2 separate regions of the Homo sapiens genome follow, and region 1 is linked to region 2. A link is a loop called in an ENCODE intact Hi-C map of the cell type or tissue named here. Cell type or tissue: natural killer cell. All regions are shown on one strand. Each heading gives the region's core, and the rest is flanking DNA. Links, peaks and the distances in the headings are about the cores only.

The links. Hi-C counts contacts between places; a loop is a spot of excess contacts. Peaks named below come from ENCODE experiments on the same cell type or tissue, not always from the same donor. Only the 100,000 strongest peaks of a DNase experiment are listed, where the experiment ranks them.
Region 1: it touches region 2 in a loop (11-fold over the local background); 14 of 110 quality-filtered maps call a loop at or near these places.

What each region holds. Positions count from the first base shown.
Region 1 is chr11:73,185,781-73,194,907 of GRCh38, forward strand. No RefSeq gene overlaps it. Among named protein-coding and RNA genes, the nearest start is that of IUR1, 7.4 kb to the left of the region's middle. In natural killer cell, for the core only: no CTCF peak of the experiment used is centred there; no DNase peak of the experiment used is centred there; H3K27ac peaks cover 343 bases.
Region 2 is chr11:73,331,982-73,341,108 of GRCh38, forward strand. All of the region lies in intron 1 of ARHGEF17 (Rho guanine nucleotide exchange factor 17), which reads left to right. It overlaps LOC124902710 (a long non-coding RNA gene), which reads left to right. Exons shown (of 2, transcript XR_007062774.1): 2 at 220-7,355. Among named protein-coding and RNA genes, the nearest start is that of ARHGEF17-AS1, 27 kb to the left of the region's middle. RefSeq lists an enhancer at 1,287-2,000. In natural killer cell, for the core only: CTCF peaks have their summits at 3,635 and 3,834; a DNase peak (open chromatin) is centred at 3,650.

The DNA of each region.
Region 1 (9,127 bases), core at 2,246-7,245, 150 kb before region 2:
GGGACTTAGGCAGCGGACTTGCTGAGGGGTAAGGGTCTGCCCCATGATGCCTCACAGCTCCACCTTCTGGGAGCCACCCACGTGTGGGCAGCCTCAGGGGACTCCAGCTCCAGGAGCAAGATCGGGTTGTGGATGGAGGAAGGGTAAGTGAGTCACTGGGCACTTCCGAAGGCCCAGCCTAAACGATGTCCGGCCCGGCCCAGAGGAGATCTGGTCTCCAGTGGGCATGGCCTGCAGGACCGTGAGGGCTGATGTGTCTGGCATAGCTGAGGGCTGAGTCAAGGGACAGGGTGTTTGCTTTCCTGAGAGGACTTCTCCGGAGTTGGGGCATCTCCAGCCTTGCAGCTTCTCCTGTCTCTGCCAAGGGAAAGGTGGTGGGCCAGTCTCTGAGCTCTGTTCAAATGTCCGTCCCTCCCTGGGTGCTCCCTCAGCTGCAACCCACTCCACGCTCCATGCCTTTTCACCACTTGTCCCCAGCCCTCCCCAGGATGCCTCCTTTAATCCAGTGAGCTGGCTGCTACCAGTCAGGGCACAAGTCACTCCCAAGCAGTTCAGTCCCTAGGGGAAGGAAGGGCCAGCTCACACATCTTGAGTGCCTGCTGTGTGCCAGGCAGGCCCGCGTGGCACACTTTGCGTTATTATTGCGTTTCTTTCTCACAGCAGAGCCTTGTGAGGCAAATATTATCACACTAATTTCACAAAGGAGGAAGTCAAAGCTGGCCCTGCAGTATGAAGACTCAAGCCCAGACTTGCTGGCTCCTGCCTGCATCTCCCTCCACCTGGGTCTCCTGTCTCCCTACCTGCGGAAAGCTCACACTCTGAATCATTGTGCATGGCTCTTACCCCGCCCACCCCATCCTTGCGGCTGCTCACCTCCTGCATCACCTGTGCCCACTCAACAGCACACATGCCCACAAGCTCACATGCACCAAGATGGGCGCACTGGGTGCACGGGTGCACATGCATATTCCAGTCCTTACTGCTGCTTATCAGCTGTGTGACCTTGAGCAAGTCACTTAACCTCTCTGAGCCTCGGTTTTCTCATCTCACAGGGGTTGTTATGAGAATTAAATAAGATACTGAGTGTAACATTTCTAGTACCTTCCCTGGGCATAGTGCTCAATAAAGATTATCTACTTTTTAAACTTTAGCTATTTTTATTTCATCATTATTGTATATGTGCATCTTTGTACACTTTTTACACATGTAACAAGAGACATGCAGTAGACACAGAGGCCCGGGGATTACCACACACACCTACTGCCCATGCAGGAACCCACAATAAACCAGCCAGCCACCTAGTATACTGGGTGCCCATATGCTCATGCCAGGCTCTACTGAAGATGGGAGTTGGGGTTACCTGTGGTAGGGATACCTGTGTATAGGAGAAGACGGGGCCCTGGCCTTGGGGTCCACCCAAGCTGCCCGGGAAATGAGTTTTGTGCTCAAAGTGTGATCTGCGGGCCAATCTGGGACCTTGTTAGAATCTTGAAGAATCTCATACCTGACCCCAGATCTTCTTCTGAATCATGATCTGTTTTGGTTTGTTTTTTTTTTTTTTTTTTTGAAACAGAGTCTTGCTCTGTCGCCCAGGCTGGAGTGAGTGCAGTGGCGCAATCTCAGCTCACTGCAAGTTCTGCCTCCCAGGTTCATGCCATTCTCCTGTCTCCTAGGACAATAGGCACCCACCACCACGCCTGGCTATTTTTTTTTTTTTTTAGTAGAGATGGGGTTTCACCGTGTTAGCCAGGATGGTCTTGATCTCCTGACCTCGTGATCCACCCACATCGGCTTCCCAAAGTGCTGGGATTACAGGTGTGAGCCACTGCGCCCCGCCCCGATTTTGTTTTGTTTTGTTTTTAGAGATGGGGTCTCGCTCTGTCAGCGACAGGCTCCAGTGCAGTAGTACAATCATACTCAATAGCACACTGCAGCCTTGAACTCCCAGGATCAAGCAATGCTTCTGCCTCAGCCTCCCAAGTAGCTGGGACTATAGGCACATGACGCCACATCCAGCTAATTTTTTAAAAAGTTTTTTGTAGAGATGGGGTGGGGTCTTGTTATGTTACCAGGACTGATCTCAAAGTCCTGGCCTCAAGTGATTCTCCCTCCTTGGCATCCCAAAGTGCTCGGATTATAGGCATGAGGTACCACACTCAGCCAGGATCTGCATTTTAAATAAGATTCTCAGAGCACTAAGGCAGAGCAGAGGAAAGTGGGTGGAGCTGCATGCCTGGGCAGGATGAGGCTGACTTTGGGCCTGTCCCAGGTGTCTCCAATCCACACCTCTATCAATCAGGCTAACACACCTCCTGGCTCCTCCTCTGCTCTTGGGAGTTGATGCTAAGGTGTGAGGTTATCCAGTTCAGCCTTGGAAGGACAGGCTGGCCCCCTCAATCCTGTTCTAGGAGAACAAAAATAGTGAAGTCTCTCCTTGGTTCCTCTCAGGGCTCTGAAGGGCTTGGGGCTGGGAGCCACATAGGATCCAAGAAACTAGCAGGGGGTGCCTCCTGCCCATCGATCCCCCTTCTGAACCATGTTCATCCTAGCTTGTGAATCTCCCCTCCCAGCCTCCGGGTAGGTCACTGCCAAAACTCTGGCTGACCTCTTCCATCTTGAGTGGGGTGTGGGCTCAGTCCCTTGGGGCCATGGGAGCCTGAAGCCTGGGCCAGATCCCCCCTCCCTATCCCTGTTGGGGCTAATTTTAGGGCTGCTTTGACAGCTGCCTCAGCTCAGCCTGGGTCAGTTCCCAGCCACTCACTGTTGGGGTCAGTTAGGGTCACCTAGGAGTGGGCCAGGCCAGCCCCACCTTTGGCTGCAAAAGATGAAACTAGAATCTTTGTCCCCTGTCCGCCCTCCCCACTGCCTGGAGAGTCCCACTGAGCTGACCTCCACGTCCCATGCCCTGTATGTGAAACCGCAGAGGAGCCCAGGATTTAGAACAGCCCATGGAGATCAAGACTGAGTATTGGTGCCTCCATGCCTGGAGGATGCAGACAGGTGAGGCCCCTTCTCAGCGGCCCTCTCTGATGCCAACCCAACACATATTTCTGAACTCAGTTACTGTGCAAGGCTGTCAGAGATTAGGAGCAGATGACACCTGGGATACTTTCTGTTTTTTGAGATGAGTCTCGCTTTGTCACCGAGGCTGGAGTGCAATGGCACAATTTCGGTTCACTGCAATCTCCGCCTTCCAGGTTCAAGCAATTCTCCCTGCCTCAGCCTCCCAAGTAGCTGGGATTACAGGCACCCACCATCACAACTGGCTAATTTTGTATTTTTATTAATTTTGTAATTTTGTATTTTTGGTAGAGATGGGTTTTCGCCATGTTGGCCAGGCTGGTCTGACCTCAGGTGATCTGCCCGCCTCAGCCTCCCAAAGTGCTGGGATTACAGGTGTGAGCCACCGTGCCCAGCCACACCTGGGATACTTTCTAGAGGGAGGATTTTAGCTTCTGAGAACAAAGGGATGGAGTCCTTCCTCTGTCACCAACGCTCTGGTCCTTGGTTTCCTCCCCTCGGAAAGGGTGTGGTGATACCTGCTCACAGACTAGCTGGGGGTACAGAGGAGGAGAAAAGGGCCGGAAAGCGTGCTGGGAACTCTGGAGTCTGCAGTGCCCACAGGGCCGCCACTCGGCTGGGGCCTAGGTTCTCTCCCATGAGAACCTAGAGGTTGAGCAGCTACCACAGTCTTCGCCCCAGCCTGCCCCCAGCCAGTAATGTTGCAGAAGAAAAGAGGAACAGATCTTGAAGCTGACGTGGGCGAAAGGGAAGGGAAATGCAAGCAGGGGCCACGGAGGGAAGCTATGGGTCTCCTTCCCCCACCTGCAGCCTTTGCTGCCTCTGTTACTACCTTCTGTCTTTCCAAATCCTCCCCTCATCTCCAGCTCCTGCTTCCTCCCTGACCCTAGGGGGCTAAATAAGATGGGACACTGAGCACCCTGTGGGGAGGTGAGCTGTCTGGTGGGCTTTGTTTAATTTTCCAGAGCCCCCTCTCTACATATAACCAAGGAACTTTCTAAAGACAGGGCTGGGCTTCAGTCCTCCAGGGGCAGCCCTGTGAACTGGGCTCAGAAAACCTCAGATTTGAACCCTCAACCCCATATCTGTCTGTGTTACCCTGAGCCAGGTGGGCCTCCCTCTGAATCCAGGTGCCTCATCCTCACACTGGCCCCATGAGGCCTTTGCAAGCTTCTGCCTGGTTCCTGGTTCTCATGGTGCCCCGGCCTTGTGTGTGAATGAGTGTGTGTGTGCACACTGGACTTTGCTGCACATGGTAGCCCACAATCAATATTGAATAGCCCACCTCAAATCCTTTTTGAAAGGCTGAGTACCTGAATAAATAGATAAATGTTGACTGAGTCTAAAAACACACATGCAGCCTGAGAAAAGCCTTGTTTATCCAGCCTCCCTAAATAAGGAGTCAATTCCCAGAGCGGACTCTCCAGATGATTCAGGATGGAGGAACCTAAAGATGTGGAAGAATAGAGGCCTCCTAGGTGGAGGGAACATCGTGAGCCACAGCTGAGAGCTGGAGGATACTTGGCTGCAAGTCGAACAGCCACATGAGATGAGCTGATAAGGCTGGCAGGGTCCAGAGCCTGGAGGGCCTCGAATGCCAGGCCAAGGAGCCAGACCTTATCCAGAGGGCAGTGGGAACCATGGAAGGGTTTTGAGCAGGGGAGTGACAAGGCTGGGTGTGTGGCCAGCAGGGTCCCTCTCTGGTTGCTGCATGAAGCATGGACTGAAGGCAGACAGCAGTGTCAAAGGGCCCTCTGCTTTTGAGGTTCAGGAGGAAAAGATGAAGGATGAAGTTGGGCAGTTCAGCGGAAGGTGAGAGGTGGACAGTCCCCAGGATAGCACAGAGGGGTGGCCAGGATTTAGTTAAGGATGGGAGGAGGGCAGGCAGAAAATGAGAGGAGGCTTGGTGGCTTCTGGGTTCCTGGCCCAGGTGACCGGCTGGTTGGTGATGCTCTTGCTGAGGTTGTGACAGGAAGAGCAGGTCTGGGGAAAGATAAAGAGTTCATCAGCTTTGGACATGTCAGGGGAGCAGGCGTCCCAAAGGAGGATTGATTAGAGGGCTGGAGCCAGGTAAATGTGGACAGATTTTCCCTGAATGACATTTTACTGGATGACTTTAAAGTATCCCAAGTATCCTGGGGACAGTCTTTGGCACCAACTGCCTATGGTCCCCAAGACAGATAGGACCAGGACTTGGGTCCCAGAGAAGGGTCAGCAAAGGGTCTGACTAGGGTGAAGGGGAGGGTCTAAGATCCTTGGCTCAGGAGTACCCCCAGGGTAATGCAGGAGTGGCTGGCACAGAGGTTTAGAGGTAGATAAGGGGTAGGAAAAAGCCATGGGTGGGCTGAGCTGGCAAGCCTCAGAGACCAGTCAGCCCAGAACCATCATTGTACAGACAGACAGAGCCAGGCCCGGCAAGGCCTAGGGATCTGGCAGGTCACAAGTCAAGGCAGACAGGTCATCAGCTTCTGGCTCAGTGCTGTACCCTCAGCCCGACTGGCTGGGAGGGGTCAGCTCCGTGTGGGCCTGGGATTGAGCTCCTGGGCCACGTCTAGGTGCTGTGGGCTTGTGTGGTTCGGGTGGAAGCACTGGGGCAGGCAGATGAGAGCCCCACCCTGAGCAGCACCCTAAACCCACTGTCTGTCAGTCTGCCCCAACCCTGTGCTTTTACTTTCTCAGTCCCAGGACCCAGGCTGGGCTGTAATCAGAGGAGGGAACTGGAACCTGGACCGGGGGAACACAAAGCTCTGCACACAGCCAGTCTCCTGGCAGATGCTGAGATGCTCATGGGTGGGTGGGGGACTGTGGCATCAGGGGCCATGTTCCACACAAGGTGAAATGCAGTAAGGGCAATTTCCACAAAGCTTGTTGAGCCAGGTACTGTTTTATGATCTTGAAACAGTGAACAGGATTTATGTTCTAACTAGACATTGACAATAAGCAAACTAATACATAACATAACAATGGAAAGATGAGAGGAAGAAACAGAGCCCAGAGGGATGGGCACCTTCAGTGGGGAGCGGGGAATGGCCACTTGACAGAAGACCCCTGCAGGCCTGATGGGCTGAGTGATTTTAATTAAATCTATGTCCCTACCCCCGACCCATGTACCCCCACCCCGCCTGCCACCAGGCACTCCACCTTCTCCTCAGCTCTAGCTGCACCACTGGGAGTTCCTATTTTTTTTTTTTTTTTTTTTTTTTTTGAGACAGAGTCTCACTCTGTCACCCAGGCTAAAGTGCAGTGGTGCGAACTTGGCTCACTGCAACCTCCACCTCCCGAGTTCAAGCAATTCTCCTGCCTCAGCCTCCCAAGTAGCTGGGATTACAGGCTCCCGTCACCACACCCAGATAACTTTTGTATTTTTAGTAGAGACGGGGTTTCACCATGTTGGCCAGGCTCGTCTTGAACTCCTGACCCCAAGTGATCTGCCCGCTTCTGCCTCCCAAGGTGCTGGGATTACAGGTGTGAGCCACTGCACCCAGCCGCACCATTGGGAGTTTCTGAGGGCTGCCCTTGACTGGACCATTACCAGGGCCTGAGGAGGACTGTGGGGAAATGAGCCTCTCACAAGGTCTAGTCCCTCCCACAAAGTCCTGCCCAAGAGCCACCCCAACCTGCCCACTTGGCTCCTCCAACCTGGGAGCCAGGTAAGAGCTGAGGAGCCCCAGGGCCTTGGCACTGAGTCAGATGTAGCCTGGGAGGTGGAGGTGACTCACTTGGGGGTGTCAAGATCCAGGAAACCACAGCCCAGGGTCAGGGCAGAAACCTGGAGACTCCCTGCCTTGCCTTGCCCCAGAATGATGAATAGGAGGGCCCTGGCCTTTCCTAAGAAGCCCCCAGCCAAGGGTCCTCCTGCTGTCATGAAGGCCCAAGTTCCAGTCAAGTTGTTGAGAGGTGCCCAAGGACCTGCCAGTGCCTGCTTCCTCTGGGCCTCGGCCTCCTAGTCCACTTATAGTGGGGAGCAATGGGGCTAGATAAGCTTCAGTGTTCCTAGCAGCTCTGAATTTCTGTTTCGTTGAGTATGTTGCAGGAGGCCCACAACCTCTGATGGTTCCTGGGGGCTCAGGGCAGGGGTGAATGACAGATGCTGAAAAGCGGGGGTCAAGGGAGGGTTTGCAAGGTTTAGCAAATGTCAATACAGGATATGTTGTTAAATTTGAATTTCAGATTAGCAATGAATAACTTTTTAGTATAAGCACATGTCCCAAATATCCGTTATGTTAAAGAATTTTTCACTGTTTATCAGAAATTCAAATTTGACTGGGCGTCTTGTACTTTCTCCGGCCATGCTAGGTGGGAAAGGTAATTGGAGCTGGGACTTCATCAGAGGAAGGTCTTAGACTCAGACAACTGGAGCTCTCACCACCTCCCTTGCTGCCCTCAGGGTCCCTTATCCATGAACTTCTTGATTTGTTGGAAGGTAGGGGGATGAGGGAGTGAGAACCCTGGGGTTAGGGGAAACTAAGAGCTATGTAGAGAGGCAGAGAGACCCCAAGACCCCAAGAGGCAGCACCGGAACTCTTCCTGGCCTGCACTCAGCTAACCTCGCCACCTCTCTTCCCCAGAACTCCTGCAAAGCTCAACCTCATTCCTACTGCCATACCCTTGCTTGTTCCAGCCCTGCCTCTTTCCATCCTATGCAAACTTTACCCACAGCCTCTGCCAGGAGCCCTTTCTTGGCTATCCTTTAGCGTTGTGACTTCCTCCTCTGGGTTCCCAGAGTGCTGTCAGTCACCCTCCTCCTCATGGAGCTGTTCAATCAATGGAGCACCCTCTCTGGAGGAGGCTTTGGAGCAGACTCTGGGCAGTGATTAGGACAGTGGAGCCGACAGTGATCGGGACAGGCACAGCCCCTGCTCCATGGAGCACACGGTCTGGTGGGGAGGCAGACACACAATCACAAAACAGGAGAGAATGAATCGCCCTTTCACTGGGACCAACTGGTCCATGTCACTGAGGCTTTATGCAGGCAGAGGACACGTTCTGTTGTACTCGGGCCCTACCACAGAGCAGGCTTCAGTGAATATTAGTGGCATAAGTGAGAGTGCAATGATGCAACTAAAGCTGGGGATGGTGGGGACGCTGACTAAGTCTGAGAGGTCACCATGCAAACAGCCTGAACTCGGCACCTCCGGCCGTGGCCTGGACCTGGTGAGGCTTGGCATCATGGCATGCCATTGCTCATGAGAATCTGGCCCTGCAAGAGTCTGCATTTCCAGGGGTCAGGGACTGGATCTTCCTCTCCTCTCATTCCCTCTTGCCCTGGCCAATAACCTGACACAGGAGATGAATTGATAGAGAGCTGATAGATGGGAAATACTGTGTGGCTGTCCCACTGAGGCTGGAAGGACTAGTCACACCACATTGTTCTTTCTCCTCTGCATAGAATGTTGCTTGGGGCAATTTTAGTAGGTAGTCACAATCTCTTTCCAGTATTAGAAGAGATGAGTGACTTTCTCCCTGTATGCAGGTCCCAGTGGCGTTTAGCATCTGCTTGTCCAGACCCCTTCACAGCTGTGGTCGGGGACCCCGCAATGACTGTGACAGGGCCATGCCTACCTACCCTTCACTAAGCCCTGGCTAAATGAGCCAGGCCCCCCTACAGACACCATCTCCAGTGCCCAGATTAAAGAAGAAACTGAGGCTTGGGAAGTGTAGGTGCTACAGTGGCTAAGCCAGGATTTTAACTCAGATTTGTCTAATGCTGAGGCTCAAGCTCCTTCTGTTGCACTGAGCTGCCTCTATTTTTTAAAGTAACCTCTGAGATGTTACTTATTTTTGGAACTCAGAAACTCACTCCAGCTTTATCCCACTTTGATCTTTATGACTTAGGTTGCAGATGCCATCAAAGCTGTTGCTTCTCTGTGAACTGCAGCAGACTTTGCCCGGAGCAGTAAACTGTGGACGGAGGAAGGGAAGCAGGAAGGCAGGTTTGAGACTGGTTCCCCATGGGTTCACTGGCACTATCCTGGGTCGTCCCACCCTTCCTTCAGCCTGCCGCCCTGTCCTGAGTCATGCAGTTCCCTAGCACTCCTGGGACAGCTGAGCCCTGTGCATGCATGCACGCAGCATTCCCCTGCAGCCTGCGCTCACACCACCCCCC
Region 2 (9,127 bases), core at 1,542-6,541:
ATGGCCCCATGGGAGGGGGAGCTTGTCAGCCCTGCGGATATGCCAGCGAGGGCTGCCAGGGAGGCCTGCCATGGAAGGAGGGTGCTTAAGCCAACCACTGACCCCTGAGGGGACCTGCCCTCTGAGATTCTGGTTATTCATAACAGCCAATATTTGTTGAACTCATGCTTTGTTCTGGGCACTGTGGGAAGTAAGCCCTCTATATTCTCTACTTTATAGATGGGGAAACTGAGGCACAGATGTGGTCTTCTGGAGGTCGGGAAGCCATCAGTGGAGAGTGGTCTCTGGCTCTACCCCTCTACCCACCTTTGTCCAGGGCCCCTGCCCACTGTTAATGTTCTGGTATATTTCCCTCCAGGCTTTTTCTCCGTGTGTGTGTGTGTGTGTGTGTGTGTGTGTGTGTGTGTGTGTGTGTGTGTGTGTGTGTATTTTAAATAACATTGAGATGGTGCAGAATGTATGCTTCTTGCTTCTTTCATTTGATGTTATACCCAAATACTTCTCCATAGCATTTCAAAGATTTCAGTAAGTGCATGAATCTCTGGGCTTTCCTGTGGTTGGACCTTGAGGTTGTCGCCAGTTTTCCCTGCTGTGGAAAAGGCTGAGTGGGCGAGTGGGCGTCCTCATGCTGGGAGCCTGGGCTGCTCCCGGGGTCACTCCCTTAGGCTAGAACATGCTCCTCTCTCCGGGTTCCTAGATAATCCCACACCTCTTCCTTCTGGGGTTCCTGGGGGGCGGGAATCCTGTCTGCTTGAGAGACCTTGAGCAAGGTACTTAACTTTTGAGCAAGGTCCTTAACTATGCCTCATCATCTTCCTCTGTAAAACAGGGTAATAATAGGGCCTACCCAGGAGGCTTATTGTGAGGTTAAAATAATACCTGCAGAGCGCTTAGTAAGCAGCGCAGAGGAATCCCTCAGGAGATCTTCTCCTCCTGGTTTATGCTTTTGCTCTCTTCCTGTCCTCAGGCCCAACGAGGTTGTGTAATTTGCTCACAGTCCCACAGCAGGTCAGTGCCGGCACTGAGATTTGGGCCCTGGCCCCACCAACCTCTTTGTCTTGAGAACCTAAGCACACATGACTTCTCACTGAGCCTTGCTTTACCCACGGAAGAGCTCATGAAATTAGGCCCTGGAAGTGTTTTGTAAACTCTAAGGTACTGGGTGGTTCCACTTATTGCCAATAATAATGACAAGACTAGAAAGACCCTGAGTTTTAAAGGCCGAAACTCTAGAAGTTCAGAGGAGGGGAGTGGGCAGGTCTGTGCTACCAGAAAGACTTTCTGGCGGTGGTGGCCTTGTCCTGGGCCTCAGGAGAGTATACCCTGGGTTTGGCTCAGGCTGACCTTCAGCTGTGAATCTTATCCACTGCGCACACTTGTGCACATGCACGCGCGCGCGCACTCACACGTAACTATCGCTGTCCAGGCATTAGGGCTGGTCACCATTGGTGGATAAATTCAGTAAGGCCTAAAAGCCCAAGCTGCTGTTGGTCAGCCAGAGGCAGAGACCACTTCTTCCAGAGGCTAGGGTGGAGGGATAATTGAACGGGCATGGTCACTGCCCCTGGACATCCTGACCACCCTATGCTTGCCTGGTGTGATGGGAGGGGGCTTCCCTCGGCTCTGGGTTATGCCAGAGTCCCCAGGGGCAGGGCTGGAGTGACCGACTGATGGGTAGAACTTACTCTCCCCTCAGAGTGTCACCCGGGTCCTGGAACAGGGTGGGAGTAGGGGAGGTAGGGGCCACAGTGCAACCCAGCTGGTTGGGCCTCTCTGGACAAGCTACAGTGGGAGAGCTCCAGAGGCCTGGTCTGGTCTGGTTCTAGCTCAGCTGACTGTCTGCCACCCTGGGGGTCATGAGACATTTCCTCTTTGAGCCTCTGTGCCCATATATCAAATGCGTAGAAATGGTCCCTTCTCTGCCTCCCTCCTTCAAGAGAGGATTGAACATGGACATTCTAAACTAATCAGTGCACATTAATTACACTGATACTTGCTTTCATTCATCCTCAAATTCACAAATGTGAACTGAGCACTTAACTGTGGGTCAGTCTCTGTTGTAGGCATGGAAGCTGCTGGAACAAGGCAGAAGTGCACCCTCCCTTTTGGAGCTCACAGACTTTGTTATATGTCCCTTAGTACCTGGGCAGCTTGCCTGAGTGCAAGCCTGACATATAGTAGGTCTTTCAATATGCCAAAAAGGAGGCTGCTGATTGGGGAATTAGCACCAGGCAGTTTGGTCAGTGCCCTGGTCTATAGCAGGGATAGGTCAGGGAGGGTGGAGGACTTAAAAGAAACTTCCAGGAAGAGGCAGAGCATAAAAGTTAGATGGCGTTTAAACAGGGCCAAGAGCAAGGAGGGCAGCCCAGGCAGAGGAGCAGTCTACACAAAGATGGAGAGGTGGGGAGGAGACTGGGGTTGGACAGTGGTGAAGAGACCAGCCTGGCTAGAGGAGAGGCTGGGAGGTCACACACGTAGGCTGCTGGGGGCTGATTGCACTTCAGGCTTCCCTAGGTCTCTGGTGGCATGAATAGAATTTCTGGCACTATGGTAAGTGGGGAAGACAGCCTCTTTTGGCTGTGGGGCTTCAAGAGCCCCCAGGATTTATCTTCAGCCGAGGCAGGCTCTGGCCCCCTCCTTCCTGCCTCAGCTCCTTGGGGCTCTGGCTGAGGCTGACCTGGCCTTTCCCAGGGTGCCTGGCCCACAGCCCAGTGAGTCATCTTCTGCACCAGAGGCAGGACACCCCATCCCACCGACAACACATGACTGCAGCCCTTCCCCCTGCTCCTGGGTCTGAGGGAGGGAGAGAACAAGAGGGGCTGGAAACAGACCCTGGATAACTTCCGTTCCCACGATCCCAGCCCCCCTGCAGGCTGGGGAACTGGGTGGAGGATAGGGAAGGGATCCCTGCTTTCCAGTGCTCTGTGCAGGTCAGGAATCAGAGGCTGAACGGTGGTGGTCCTGGGCCACAGGGCCTGATTCCCTGAGCACTGGTCTGGTGCTGAGCCAGTGTTAGACATTTTGAATGAAATAACTTTTAGAGCTGGGAGAGGAGGGCCCCTGGAGGTCATCTCATTCATAGGTTTTAAGCCAGGGCTGGGACCACAGGCCAGGCCAGTATGTAGGCAGAAGTGTGCATAGGGGAAGGTGGGTGCATTTCCTGGGAGCCCTAAAGCAGGAGTTGCCAGATTTAGCAAGTCCTACCTACCCTAAGGCCTCATGGGATTACCAGTGGGGTCCTTCTCGACTGCCAAGGGCAGGGCAACCTCCCCTGCTCAGACTCAGATGTGGGACCCAGAAGATCTGGGTTCTGGTTTCTCTGCCTGTAAAATGGGGGTGACAGTCCCAGCCTCTTGGGCTGAGAGGATGATTGCATTCAAAGCTTCTGAGCTCCTAAGATGTTTTTCACATCTGTTGGGGGTCTGTCTATCCATCTACTTCTCAAGCCCCACCTCCTGCTTCCCGCTATTATCCATAATGAGAAACTTTTCCTTCCCAGCCTGGAAGGTCCAGCTGTATCTTCTTGAAATTGGGAGGGAGGGGGGCGGATCTCAGAGAAGAAAGAAAGGGAAAAAACCCACATTAAAAAAAAAACCCACCAGTTAAATTCAAACCACATGCACCACAGCCCCTGCCATGTGGGCCTCTGCTGCCACCTGTGGGCGTCTGGTGGAAGTGCAGTTCTTGGGGCTTCAGCTTCCTCACTGGAGCCATAGGCTTAATCCTGAAGCCTGAAATCAGGAAGGAAGGTCAAGCTGTCCATCCTCCACCTCTGAGCATGACCTCACCCCCACCACCTCTGCTGCCAGGAAGCCTGGTGGGGAATTTAGAATCCATCTACACCTTCCCTTCTCCCCCATTTGTTTACAGAGGGGGAAACTGAATCCCAGAGTGGAGAGGAATTTGGCTAAAGTTGCAAAGCAAGACAGTCAATAGATAAGTATTGTACACCTACTGTATGTCAAGAGACCTGGTCTCTGCTCTTATGGATCTTCTGGTTGTGGAAAGCAGGGAGCAGACATTGAGACCGTCCTATTTCCATCTAACTCCCAGCCATCCATGGAAGAGAATACAGCCTCCTACCTTCTCATTCAAGGTGCTCTGGGCTTGGCTTGACTTCTTGTTAATGTGCTCTGTGACCCTGGTGAGGTCACTCAGCTTCTCTGATATGCCAGTTACTTGGGGTCAAATCCCAGCTTTGCCACATCCTGACTTCATAACCTCAGGCAAGTTGCTTTGCTTCCTGGAGCCTTTGTTTCCTCATCTGTAAAATGGCCATAACAGGAATACATAACTCAGAGGACTGGTGTGAGGACTAAATGAGATAATACATGAGAAACAGTGCCTCACTAAACATTAGCCAGCTGTATACATGAGCTCCCACCAAGGATACAGTGAGCACACCTCATTCCCAGAGGTCTAGGAGGGGGCTGGGAGCGCAGTGGGTACGGGGGTCCCTTCTGGGCTAAGAGTGCACCAGCAAGGTTCAGCAGTTAGAAGTCGGGCCTGAGTCCCAGCATAAGGAATGAGGGCTACCACCTCCATCCTCCTTTCAGCCAGCAGGGACAGTTTCTGGAAGGAGTGGTGAGGTTGGAGTCCCAGCTGGACCCCTCTGGGGCAATAGATGAAATCTAGCCTGTGCAGAAATCATCCCCTTCCTTCATTTCTCCTGTCAGCATATGAAGGACCCTGGGTTCACATTCCGTCTCTTCCACTCACTGCCTGTGTGACCATGGCTCCTCCACCTCCCTGATCCTCAGTTTCCTCAGCTAGGCACTTCTCACTGAGAGTCATGCAGTGTGGTCGGATAGTGCTGGGCTGGAATTACCTTGAAGGCATCCTCACTCACAAATTGGTGATTAATGCTGGCATTTGGCTGGACCTCATCTGGCCTGTCAGCTGGCATACCTACACATGGCCCCTGCATGTGGCCTGGGCTTCCCCACAACGTGGAGGCTGGGTTTCAAGAATGAGCAAGCCAAGAGAGCAAGATGGAAGCACATGGCATTTTTATGACCTAGCTTTGGATGTCACATAGTATCATTTCTGCTGTGCTCTGTGGTCAAGGCAGTCACAAAGCTTTACCCAGCTTCAAAGGGAGGGGACCTGGACCTCGTCTTTCTGTGGGAAGAGTCAATACCACATTGTAAGAAGAACATGTGGGCCAGGCGCAGTGGCTCGCGCCTATAATCCCAGCACTTTGGGAGGCCGAGGCAGGAAGATTGCTTGATCCCAGGAGTTCAAGACTAGGCTTAATCTCTAAAAAATATTTTTAAATTAGCTGGGCGTGGTGGTGCGCACCTGTACCCCCACCACTCAGGATGCTGAGACAGGAGGATCGCTTGAGCCCAGGAGTTTGAGGTTGCAGTGAGCTGTCACGCCACTACACTCCAGCCTGGGTGACAGAGTGAGACCCTGTCTCAAGAAAAAAAAAAAAAAAAAAGCATGTGAGATGATAGCTATCTTCAAAACATACAGTCTACCTGAAGATGATTATGAGGAAAACAGCTCATTGTAGCCTTGACATCCCAGAGCTCAAGTGATCCTCCTACTTCAGCCTCCTGAGTAGCTGGGACCACAGGTGTGTGCCACCAGGTCTGGCTATTTTTAGTATTTTTTGTAGAGATGAGGTCTCCCTGTGTTGCCCAGGCTGGTCTCGAACTCCTGGGATCAAGTGATCCTCCTGCCTCAGCCTCCCAAAGTGCTGGGATTACAGGCGTGAACTACCACACCCAGCTATTTTTTATTATTATTGAAGTGACCCCTTCACTTTCAGTCTCTGCCATTGAACCCTATGGACCATCACCCTCACCAGTTGTGCAGTCACATGTCCACAGAAGACCCCAACAGGAGTGTACACAGACACACAGAGGAGTCCACACAGAGAGGACACAGGTCGTGTCACTCATAATCCCACCCCAGGTGCATACACGCACCCACCTAAGCAGGGCACTGTCCCCATAGCAGGAAGATCCTGAGGCTCTAAGGAGCTCTCCTTCCCATTCCCAAAGCACATTCCCCAGAATTATGGAGCCCACCCTGAGCAGCCAGTCCCCAGGGAGCCCTGTGGCTTGGACACTTCCCTTCTAGCTGCCTCAGAGGCCTGGGAACTCTGTGGAGCCTTGAGAGGCTCCTCTTTCCAGAAGAGAGGGTCTCTAGGAAACAGGACCTGACCAGGGAAGGCAGGGGGAAGGGAGGAGAGGAGAGAAGATAGGGGGATGGGAAGAAGACAGAGTCCTCAAGCAGGAACAGATGGAGAGACTGAGGCCCCAAGAAGTGAAGTGTCCTGCCCAAGGTCACTTCCCCAGTAAGTGGCCAAGCCAGGATTTGGGATTGAGCTTTCTGGCTCCAGGGCCTGCCTTCTTAATCTCTCTACCCAAAAAGTCCCTCTTTTGGAACTTTCATCTCCTTGATGAACTGAGCACCTGAGGAAGGCAGCGGCTGTCAGGGAAATGGATAGCCCATTAGGTTGGGAACATCCCGTACCAACCCTATGCTTGTGGACTTTGGTGGGGTCAGGAGCATCAGACAGTCTGTGTGGGCCATTCGCCAGGGCCGAGTTCCCAGGGAAGAGGATCTTCTTTGACTCTAGCATTGCCTGTGGATGGCAGTTTGTTTACCACCTAAACCTTCAGGAGAATCTGTTCATGTCACTGTCTTGGAACAAAGGAGGCTGAAGAAAGGCAACCACCACACCAGGGAGGTGGGGGTTGGGGGAGCCCAGCTGTGTGCACCAGGCCAGGGGAGGTGGAGTGGGGCTCTCCCCACTGGGGAGAGGGTGGGGTTTAGGAGCCTGGGCCCTGGAGGTGGCTGGTAGAACTGGGTTCTACCTCTTACCAGCCAGGTGACCTCTCTGAGCCTCAGTTTCCTAGTTTGTAAGAAGGGAGAGTAATAATAATAGAGTTCTTGATGTGGGGCTGCTGTGGGGATTAAAGGAGCCAGGACGTGTAAAGTGATGGTAGGGTGCCTGGCCCCTGAGAATTGTCCAAACAGCATTAGTGGTGTGGCAATTCTGAGATTATGGGGTTCCTAGTCTTCCAGTTTGGGCAGCTCTGGGGCCCAGGCACTCTCTTGACAAAGATTTAATAGGGTTGTGCCTCCACTCCCAGGAGCCTGATGAGGCCTGCTGCCCCAGTACCGGCATTTCTCCTTCACCACCTGCATCATGCTTGCCATTTCTTTCTCAGTTCCTGTCTTCCTGTGTAGACTGTGGTGCCCAGTAGGGCACAGACCTCTTTCCTTACCTTTAAATCCCCAGCACAGTGCTTGGCATCTAATAGGTGCTCTATAAGTATTTATTGAACTAATCAACTAATGAATAAAATAAAAATGCAATTGATTACTCATGCATTAAACCATGTATCTGTGGATTCATTCATGTATTCATGACTGTCATTGATCTGTTCATCCATTAATTTATTATTTATTCATTTATCATGATTTCATCCTTTCATCCTTTCATTTATTCAGCCATTACCGGTTATCTGTCCATTTGTTTGTTCATCCCTGTGTCTAGCCTTTCTCATCATTGGTCCCATTTGGTCCAGCACCAGCTGGAGGACCAGGTGGCCCCCAGGTGGACAGTGCCCAGATGCAGGAGGTATGGGTGGGCTCAGACTGGGTGGTGTGTCCAGAGGCAGGTAGTCAGGGTATTGGGATTCCCTCAGAGATGGGGAAGTTGTTAGCAGATTGGGCAGAAGTAGGGAGGGTTAGGTGCTCCCCAGGGCTGGTAGAAAGGTGGTCCCACAGACTTGGGACCCCCAGCCTGCCCCTCCTGGAGTGGGGTGGTACTCTTGTAGAGCAGAGCCCTTTTTCCCCCTCTCTGTCTTTCCTTCTCTGACTAAAGAGCAGGTGAGAGTGTGGCTCTTTCATGGGAGAAGAGGTGTTTATGGTTGGGTGTGGGGTATGGAGAGGAGGGCTGGGTAGGCCTTCACCAAGCACCCTGTATACTTACAAAAACTCTTCTGAGCCACACTCATTCTATACAACTGCACATACCCCAAAGGAGATAAAATCAGCACTCAGAACAGGAGCTCAGAGGAACAATAGCAGAACCAACCTGCATAGGGGTACCGTGGCCCACCTGGTGCCCTCAGCCCCCACCCCAACTGACCTCATCCTGAAGGGCTCTGATGCCTGTGCTGTTATGGGGCCCTCCCTGGACACCCTGCCTCAGCGACCAACCCATGTGCTCCTGTTCCTTCTCTTTGCTTCCTTTCATCTCCCCGAACCACCAGCCCCACTCCATTGCCAAGACAATAGGCTTGGATCTAATTAGTCATCCTTAATGAAGCAGCAGCAGCAAGCAGTGCCTTTGGCACCAAGTCCCGCCCCCTTCTTGGGGGCAGGGCCTTTCAGTGAACTCTGTCTTCTGGGCACCCATATGCCTGTGGATCTCTCGACCTCAGGACCTTGTTCTTGCCATGCCTCCTCCAGGAAGCCCTCCCTGAATACTTTCCCCTGAAGCAGCAGTGACTCCCTCTGCTGAGCCCTATGAGAAAAAGCCCTGTGTTGTCTGGGAGCTCCTGGAGGCAAACAAGGGTGGACTGATCTCTGCAGGGCCCCATCCCACTGGAACTAGTGAGGGAATGGATGCACGTCTCTAAATCCTGAGCCACACACTGCCTCTCAGCCACTCAGAGGAAGCTGATGCCCAGGGTTGTGTAGCTTGAGAGGGTCAGATGAGGGACGAGGTGCCCTGAGAGAAAGCCAGATGTGGGTTAAGTATCCTCAGTGACCAAGCAATGAGCCAGGGATGGGGCCTTCAGACCACCACTCTGCATGTGCTGTGGGACCTGGATGTCTGGACTGGATCACAGGCCTGTCCATCCTCCCTTTCAAGCCACCACTCAGTCAATTGGTCTGGCTGTTCCAGACCCCCTGCATGCCCAGCCCTGGGAGGAGGAAGAGGAGGAGCAGGCTCCATCCGCAGGGAAGCCCACAATCCATCCAGTTGGGAGGGTAAGAGGCAGAGAGCTATTCAGGCTGGTCTGCCTCTCAGTCAGTAACTGCTGGGCATGTGGGGAGAAGGGAGGAGGAAGAGCTATTGGGGGCTTGTTTATTAAGCCAGCCTTCCTTATAAGTGCCCTGGCTTACAAAAGGGACAAGGACGCTGCCCTCAGGAAGC